Regions from separate parts of the Homo sapiens genome. Here region 2 is linked to region 1. Evidence: read pairs that join two places in POLR2A ChIA-PET (ENCODE). Cell type or tissue: PC-9. All regions are shown on one strand. Each heading gives the region's core, and the rest is flanking DNA. Links, peaks and the distances in the headings are about the cores only.

Region 1 (4,392 bases), core at 284-4,283:
TTGCCTGCCTCAGCTCCCAAAGTGCTAGGATTACAGGCATGAGTCACCGTGCCCAGCCAATCTGCTTTCTAATAATATAATAAGCTCCCTAAAGGAAATGTTCAGAACCACACTAGGAGAGATCCGACCTCCTATAGCAGGAAACCCAGCAGCTCCATGTCCACACACAGGCCACGCAAGGCAGCTGGCTGGGGTGGCCTCCAGACAATTCCCCCAGAATCCAGCGTCCAGCCCAAGTCCCTGCCTATAACCCAGTGTCCGCTGCCACAGCAGGGGGCTCTTCTGGAGCTCGGACACAGGCCTGCTCCTCCCAGTGACAAACCCGGGAGCAGGTGCTGGGAAATCACTCAGTGGCTCCCATTTCCTCGCCTGCTGGTGAATCCAAAACAGTGCCAACAGAACGCATCCATTTCTTAATGATCTGACCGCCCCTGCGAGAGTTCAGCCCCTCCTAGGCTTCCCTTACCATAGTGAAAACACTTTCCCTGCAGGAAAGGCCAGCAGGAACCCCTGGATCCTACTGTTTAGCTCTTGCTGTGGAAATTCCCATACATCGGACAGGTACCAAAGGCTCGGAGATCTCAGCCTGTCTGCCCCCCAACAATGCAAGCCCTGCAGCTAGGGCTCTGCGTCTCAGGACATAGCCCACTGGTTCTCAATTAGAGGCAACTTCACCCCCCAAGAAACACTGGGCAATGTCTGGAGAGATTCTGGCTGTCACAACTAAAGGATGCTACTGAACATCCTACAATGCATAAGACAGCCCCAAGGCTAAGAATTACTCAGCCCCAAATGCCAACGGTGCCAAGTTGAATAACCCCGATGTAAATCAAGTGAGTGCATTTTCAGCCAATAAACTACTACTGTCCAGAATCACCACTTCAGTATTCCCAGCACTCACCTGACCTATATTTTAAGCAGTTCTGTGTATTGGCAAGTGCTCGCTTGAATCCACCATATGTCAGAACTAAGGACAAGAGGTCCCTTTCCCGCCTTCATGGTGTTTACGTGTACCCTCTAAGGAAGAAGATGGCGAACTACCCCCAAAAGAGAAGTGTGGTTGAAAAATCTAAGCCTCTTGAAAGGAAGGTCCAGGGAGCTATGGAGAATCAAGAGAGATCCAAAGTCAGAAGTCAGCATAGGAAAGGGCCCCTGAGAGAATCGGGAAGGCTGAGACCTGCGCAGAGTCCAGGGGCACCCGGGAGGCCAGCAGAGCGGAGCAGTCGCTGTGGATCCCCTTGGGCTTGGCAAAGCAGAGAGGGGAAGCCAGCAGAGCACACACACTCTGTTGGAAGAATCTGCAGGATGGGTCCATTGACTGCATGTGGAGGGGAGAAGCTTGCAGGACCTCTCTGGAGCTGCACCAGGGGTCACTAGGCAGCTCTCTACGGTGGACGCGGGAGCACCCCAGGAGGAGCAGCTGGGGGGTGTGGGGGGTGGGCAGGTCGAGTGTGTCTGAATACACTCAAGGAGCAAAGAATCCCACTGGCCTTGGGAACAAGTGAAGCAAGTATCAGGAATGAACGTGAAATTATTATGAGACAAAACTTAGGGGAGCACGGCCTGCTTTCCTAGCGCTCTGGTTAAATGACCAACTAATGGAAAACAAGATGCCCACCAGTGTGCAGTGCTAGCCTGTGGGGGTCCCTGGGCTGAGCTGAAAGCTGCCCCATCACCAGCATACCATCGGCTGCTTCCTCCCTCTCCAGGGGAAATCCCTCTCCCTGCAGCCACAGGCTTGGGCCAGGCTCTGGGACCCATCAAGGGATGGGGGGTGCAGATCAGATCGTGGGACTCTCAACCCTGTCCCCAGTCTCAGTGAGCATTGGGAAAAAAGGAAGACGAGGACCTGATGCCAACGTCAAGCATCAGCTAAAATGAAACCGGTCACCAAAGAAGGAAAATGACACCTCTCAGCTCCCAGCCTTTCTCCTCCTCTGGGAACACCGGTTGGCTGAGGCCCTCATTTGTTATTTAAAGGAATACCAGCACAACTTCCAACCCGGCAACTGCCACTAACTTCCAAACCATCGGACTGGGACATGGTACCAGCTGCTGCTTCTCTTTTATGTCTTGTTAAGAATCAGAGTTATGATTTGTCTGTTTCCGATTGCTCAAATGTGGCCAGCTTGCCGCCCCTCCCCTACCAGTGTGGCCTCCCTCCTCCGGACACTCTGCCCCGGGGCGCTGGCGAAAGTCCTTCCGTAGGACTCAGACCCACATCCACTGTGCAACCGTGTGAGGCACACCCTCCTCGCCGGAGGGTTTTGAGGAAATGACAATTCGGGTGTTTAGAGGCCAGCCATTCGCAAGGGTCATTTTTCCACATTAAGTAGACATTCTGAGAGTGAACTCTCTAAGCCAAAGCTGACTGATAATAAACACGTATTCTGAGAACAATGTCAATCAAAGGAAGGCTGAGTAGCTTATTAAGTGGAAGCTCTGAGCCACTCCACAAATAGTGTTTTCTTTTATTTGCCCAAAGGGCTTAATACATAAAACCCCGGTGACTTCTGATTGCAGAGTGAGCTCATTGGCGACTCTAACAGCTACGGGCTGGCAGCAGTGCACACCCCTCCCCAGCGCACCGAGTTCAGCAAGTACTTTACTCTCCCTGCCCCGGGCTCTTTCTGCAGAACGGAGACCCCATTTACCTTACTTTAAAAGAAACAACAAACAAACAAAAAAGGGCCACTGCTGCTAGTTGGCTCCTGAAAGCGGATCCCGGCTAGAATCTCCTAACGGAGTCCACCCCAGCTTTGCGCAACTGCCTGAAGGGAGCCCGGCACGACTTCCCCCTTCCATGGGCCACACATTTGAGGGCACTTTCTCGAGGAAAATCAGCTGTCCTGGAAAAAAAAAGTCATTGTTTCCGTGGACAAAAGTGTTGTGACAGCATGATCCAAACTGGCTTGGGGTAGACAGGATTCCAGCTGAGGAAGGGGGTCCCGGGACCGCCCTGTGGGAGATCTGAGGCCCAGGAGTGGGGGTGGGGCGGCTCCCTTGCCTACCAGCCTGGATTTCGCTCAGAAGCACCAGCATGTCCTCAGAAACTTTCCACACTGTTTACCATCCAGTAACCACTGGGCCAAAACCCACACGACCCCGCCTTCCAGCCCCTCTCCAGGTGCTCCCTAGGCGCACATCTGGGAAACTCCAGCGGCTTTAGGAAGCTCCAGCCCTTCTGGGGTCGGGTGTCGCCCGGCGGCATTTGCAATTCAATAAGCCTGAAAGGGCCTCTTTGCAACAAGCTGCAAGAAGAGGCTTTTCTGATCAGGGAGGTTAAGAAGTGCTCAGGTACTCGAAGCACAGAAAGAACCCACCAATTGCTTTTGAGCAATGGCACTATTTTTTTTAATACATTTTTTTCTCCTAAGCAGTGTTTCTGGCTTATTTTAATGATTCTGGCTTATTCTGATGACCACACAAAAGGAACTGTAGATTTATTACTATTATCATTTTAACACGTGGAGAGATGCCGAATCCAGCCTAGGTGCTGGGGTGGCGGCCAGGGAGCACAGAACATCACACAGTCACATTCGCACCGTCTCCAAATCGCATTTCTTACTGTTGACAGTGAAGTCAACGTTTCTGGGTTGACCAGAAGCCCCTCTCGTCGGTGTTAATTAAAACACAACCTAAAAACTGTGCCTTGCTCCAAGCGCAGCTACGCTTAGGCACAGTTCAGAGGGGGTGGCATCCTATTCCCCTCTCCTTCGCTGCTGGTGAAAGCGTTGCTAATTCTGCTTCCACGCAGGAACGGGAAAAGCCCCCCCTCCCCCGCAAAAGTGTCCTGGGTCCTGTTTTGGGTTCCACATGAAAAATCTCTGGGCATTAATTAGGATTAACTTGGGGTTCAACTTTTTAAAGATACGGTGAGTAGCACTTAGATGAATTCGGTTTTCTCCTCATTTAGGGCTAGCCAAAGTGTATTTCGCCCTCCCAGGGAGGCCAATGGAGTAGCGAGAAATACGAGAAATATCATCACACCAATCATCTCTAAAAGGAACTTCTAAAGAAGTCCCAAGGTTCTTCTCCAGGCTCAGAAATTCCAAAGACCTGTGGACCAGGCCAGCTGCGGTTTCCCCTGCAAGCACGCATCCTGGAAAGGGGGAAAGAACTGCCCCGGGACATGGTCTTGTGCAAGCGGAGAAGCAATAAACGAAGGGAAAAGTGAGAAGCAGGGAGGTGGGGGAGACGGTGAGACCGCTCAGGTAACAAAGAGCTCCGAAGGAGAAACCTAGCAACTACCTTCAGGAAAATGCAGCCGGAAAATGTGTTTCATCATCTGTTAGCTGATGCCTCTCAGCGAGGCCTTCTGCACACCAATCCAATTATGTTCCCAGGGAGCCTCGGAGGGGTTCCCACACGGCTATTTTTAAAACTGACAAG
Region 2 (4,392 bases), core at 234-4,233, 110 kb before region 1:
GGTGATAACCAGGCCTGTCTCCCAGCCAGCGAGGGAGTCAGGGCCTCCCAACAGAGCTAAGCGGTGCCAAGGGACCAGGTCGAGGACAAAAGGTTTATTTGATGTGAGGCATTAGCACCTACTAGCACCTTACTGTAGGGAGTTTTGTTGCATTTTTTAATTCAAAATATTTTAAAAATAATTTTATTGAGCCGTAATTCATATGCCATAGAATTCACCCAGGTAAACCGTACGATCCAATGGTGTTTAGTATAGTCACAAAGTTACACAATCATTGCCACAGTCAATTTTATCTTTATTATTATTATTAGTTTTTCTTTCCAACTTTTGTTTTCGGTTCAGGGGGTACCTGTGCAGACTCGTTCCCTGAGTAAATTGTGCATCGTGGGAGTTTGGTGTACAGATTATTTCATCACCCAGGAACCAGCATGAGACGCAGTAGGTAGCGTTTTGATCCTCACCCTCCTTCCACCGTCCACCCTCAAGTAGACTCCAGCACCTACTGTTCCTTTCTTTGTGTCCATATGTGCACAGGGTTTAGTTCTCACTTCTAAGTAAGAACATGTGGTATTTGGTTTTCTGTTCCTGCATTAATTCACTTAGGATCATGGCCTCCAGCTCCATCCATGTTGCTGCAAAGGGCATGATCGCGTTCTGTTTATGGCTGCACAGTATTCCATGGCATATATGGACCACATTTTCTTCATGCAGTCCACTGTTGATGGGCATCTAGCTTGATTCCCTGCCTTTGTTACTGAGAATAGTGCTGGGATGAACATACAAGTGCATGTGTCTTTATGATAGAAGGATTTATATTTCTAAAGGATTTATATTTCTTTTCTTTTCTTTTTTCTTTTTTTTTTTTTTGAGATGGAGTTTCGCTCATGTTGCCCAGGCTGGAGTGCAATGGCATGATCTCAGCTCACTGCAACCTCCACCTCCCAGGTTCAAGTGATTATCCTGCCTCAGCCTCCTGGGTAGCTGGGATTACAGGCGTCCGCCATCAAGCCCAGCTAATTTTTTGTATTTTTAGTAGAGACGGGATTTCACCATGTTGGTCAGGCTGGTCTTCAACTCCTGACCTCAGGTGATCCACCTGCCTTGGCCTCCCAAAGTGCTGGGATTACAGGCATGAGTCACGGCACCCGGCCAGAAGGATTTCTATTTCTTTGGGTACATACCACAGTCAATTTTAGAACACGTTCATCACTTCAAAAAGATGCCCTGCACCCTCTAGGCATCACCTCCTCAGCCCCACCATTCCTTCCCCCAGCCCCTGGCACCACTAAGCTCCTTTCTGTCTCTATGAATTAGCCTATTCTGGGCGCATAGATAGAATCGTTCAGTATGTGGCCTTTTGTGTCTGGCTTCTTTCATCCAGCATGATATCTTCAAGGTTCGTGTGTGTTGTGGCATGTGTCAGAGCTTCCTGCCTTCTTATGGCTAATGTTCCATTGTGCAGATATTCCATTGCGCGAATATGTCCTATGGGTAGATGCTCTGTTTCTACCAAGGCCCAGCAGGCTGCCCAGGGAAGGGGCCCTGTGAATGGAGTGCAATTCTCTGCTGCACCTGTGCTGGCCTTGCTCCAGGTCTCTAGCCGTCGGCCCTGCAACACCCTCGTTGGTCGTGCTGGAGGCCCCCCCTGACATCTTCCTCTTCCTCAACTACCTCTAGGGACGAGGAACCTGCCAAGTCCTATGGTCCTGGCAATAGGGTTGCTTGTGCCAGAGCCTCAACCTGCCACACATTTCCTTTCTTTGAGCTCTGCTCAAAGCTAGCAGCCTTCCACTTCGCCTGATTGGTGGGTCAGAGAGGTATTCCAAGGTGCAGCACATGCTGCCTTCAAAATCCAAAAAGGCTGCCAAGCACTGTGCTTCCTTCTTAATGGTAGGAGGTGCAAGGTGCAATAGCTTGTACTTTACTTTGGAAGGAATGTTCTGGCAGGTCCCAAACCATTCTAAAAAATTAACCAATGCAGCTGGCCCCTGAAGCAATACAGAGTTTATCTACTCCCCTTTGGAATGCACATGTCTTGCCAAGGAATTCAGAATACAGGACTTGTCCCTTCCTGCTCCTTAGGTCTAATCAACATGGGGTTCATATAATGGGCCACTGTGGTGTTCTGCAGACTGTCCGGGTGGTCTGGGTCACCACCAGCTATATTGCAACAGAGCAGAATTAATGGAGTCCTGGGGAGAGATGGTGCATGTGTATTGTTGTCTATCTCATGTAAATAAAAACTGCCTCTGATCCTTCTCTCTGGTGGGTATTGAAGCCAGATGGTTACAAATGTCATACCAGAGGCTAGAGTGATCTCTGGCATAGACCCCACACCCAGCCCAACAGCTGTGATTGGAAGGGTCTACTGTCGCGGACATGACCCACCCAGCTTCGGCAAAGGCTGGGCTGGTGAATTGGATGGTGTATTAGTCCGTTTCCATGCTGCTGATAAACACATACCCGAAACTGGGCAACTTACAAAAGAAAGAGGTTTAATGGACTTACGGTTCCACGTGGCTTGGGAGGCCTCACAATCATGGCAGAAAGCAAAGGCACTTCTTACATGGTGGCGGCAACAGAGGGAATGACAGCCAAGGGAAAGGGGTTTCCCCTTATCAAACCATCAGATCTCATGAGACTTATTCACTACCACGAGAACAGTATAGGAGAAACCACCCCCGTGATTCGATTATCTCCCACCAGATCCCTCCCACCACATATGGGAATTAAGGGGGTAAAATTCAAGATGAGATTTGGGCAGGGACACAGAGCCAAACCATATCAGATGGGAATATGATGACAACCACCATCCCTGTGTTAAATTAAGTTTATACATTGCAAACAATGCTATTCACTGTCTCATATAAAAATGAAATGTAGGCCGGGCGCAATGGCTCACGCCTGTAATCCCAGCACTTTGGGACCCGAGGCAGGTGGATCAAGAGGTCAGGAGATCGAGACCATCTTGGCTAACATGGTAAAACCCCATCTCCACTAAAAATACAAAAAAAATTAACCAGGTGTGGTGGCGGTTGCCTGTAGTCCCAGCTACTGGGGAGGCAGAGGCAGGAGAATGGTGTCAACCTGGGAGGCGGAGCTTGCAGTGAGCCATGATCACGTCACTGCACTCCAGCCTGGGCGACAGAGCGAGACTCAGTCTCAAATAAATAAATATAAATAAATAAATAAATAAAAAATAAAAATGAAATGTAGCTCATTCACACTGCCAAATCTCTCTCATATTCTCCTTAATATTTGATGATGGCATGATTCCGGTTATTACCTTGACTCATTTTGAAATGATAAATAATATACTTAACTCTCACTTCTTCTTTCCTCAGTTTTGCACAGTAGCTTGATTCTCCTCCGTGTAAGTTGATCAGCGTTTCCCTCGTGCAATTTACTTCATCTTTTCTCACCTCCAGTTGCACCATTTCTTCCCAGTTTCTTACTGTGGTAACAATACTACCACAAAATTGACCATCTTAACATTGTTAAATGTAGTGTTTAGCAATACTAAATACATTCATAATGTCATGTAACAGTCACCCCATCTACCTCCAGAATTCCTCTTTATCTTTTAAAGCTGAAATCGTATATCATTAAATAATTGCTCCCCATTTCCTCCTCCCCTCTGCCCCTGATCATCACCATTCTACTTCCTGCCTCTATGAATTTGATACCCTAGGTACCTCAGGTAAGTGAAATCGTGCATTATTTGTTTTTCTGTTACTGCCTTATTTCACATAGCATAATGTTCTCAAGGTTCATTCATATTGTAACAAATGTCAGAACTTCCTTTTTAAGGCTGAATAAAATTCCATTTTTAGTATATGCCACACACACACACACACACACACACACACACGGATTAAAAAAAAAAAAAAAACACTTTACCTTCCAGAACCTGAGTTACAACCACTGGGTGGGTCAGAGGACCCAATGTACCTGCTGTGTGAGATGAGCCGAGAACTGGAAACTTCATGTATTACTTCACCTCATACACCCTCACCCTAGCAAGGAGCCGTGAAGGCGCTTTGAATCTCTAGATGTCAGAATTAATTCAGACTCTAAATCCAACAGCCCCCAAAAGATCTGGACATGCTCCTTTTCCAGTGGACTACCTGAAAAATGGCTCCAGGGCCCTCCAGGAAAGGCCTGGGGAATCGCTGCAGCTTTTCTCATGGTGAGATTACGGCATCTCATTGTGGGGACTTGGCTTCTCCATTCCATGGGTTCCTGCTCAGGTCTGGAAACTGGCAAAGGACTGTGACTTTCTACCAGTCAAAAGATATTAAGAATGATGGCCACTCATTCTTAAAACCTTTTGATTTTAAATATTAAATAATACTCTTTTTAAAAATGTTATCTTATTTTATAAATAGAGAC

Evidence for each region. ChIA-PET counts read pairs that join two places held together with the same protein. Peaks named below come from ENCODE experiments on the same cell type or tissue, not always from the same donor. Only the 100,000 strongest peaks of a DNase experiment are listed, where the experiment ranks them.
Region 2: POLR2A ChIA-PET joins it to region 1 with 5 read pairs; 8 of 35 experiments call an interaction of 5 or more read pairs at or near these places.

What each region holds. Positions count from the first base shown.
Region 1 is chr21:41,759,334-41,763,725 of GRCh38, forward strand. The region is part of intron 1 of RIPK4 (receptor interacting serine/threonine kinase 4); the gene reads right to left. Among named protein-coding and RNA genes, the nearest start is that of RIPK4, 5.5 kb to the right of the region's middle. RefSeq lists enhancers at 993-1,627, 1,628-2,262, 2,263-2,897, 2,898-3,531, 4,233-4,392 and 1 more. In PC-9, for the core only: no CTCF peak of the experiment used is centred there; DNase peaks (open chromatin) are centred at 2,348 and 4,258; H3K4me3 peaks cover 4,000 bases; H3K27ac peaks cover 4,000 bases.
Region 2 is chr21:41,652,100-41,656,491 of GRCh38, forward strand. No RefSeq gene overlaps it. Among named protein-coding and RNA genes, the nearest start is that of LINC00111, 25 kb to the right of the region's middle. In PC-9, for the core only: no CTCF peak of the experiment used is centred there; a DNase peak (open chromatin) is centred at 2,012; H3K27ac peaks cover 561 bases.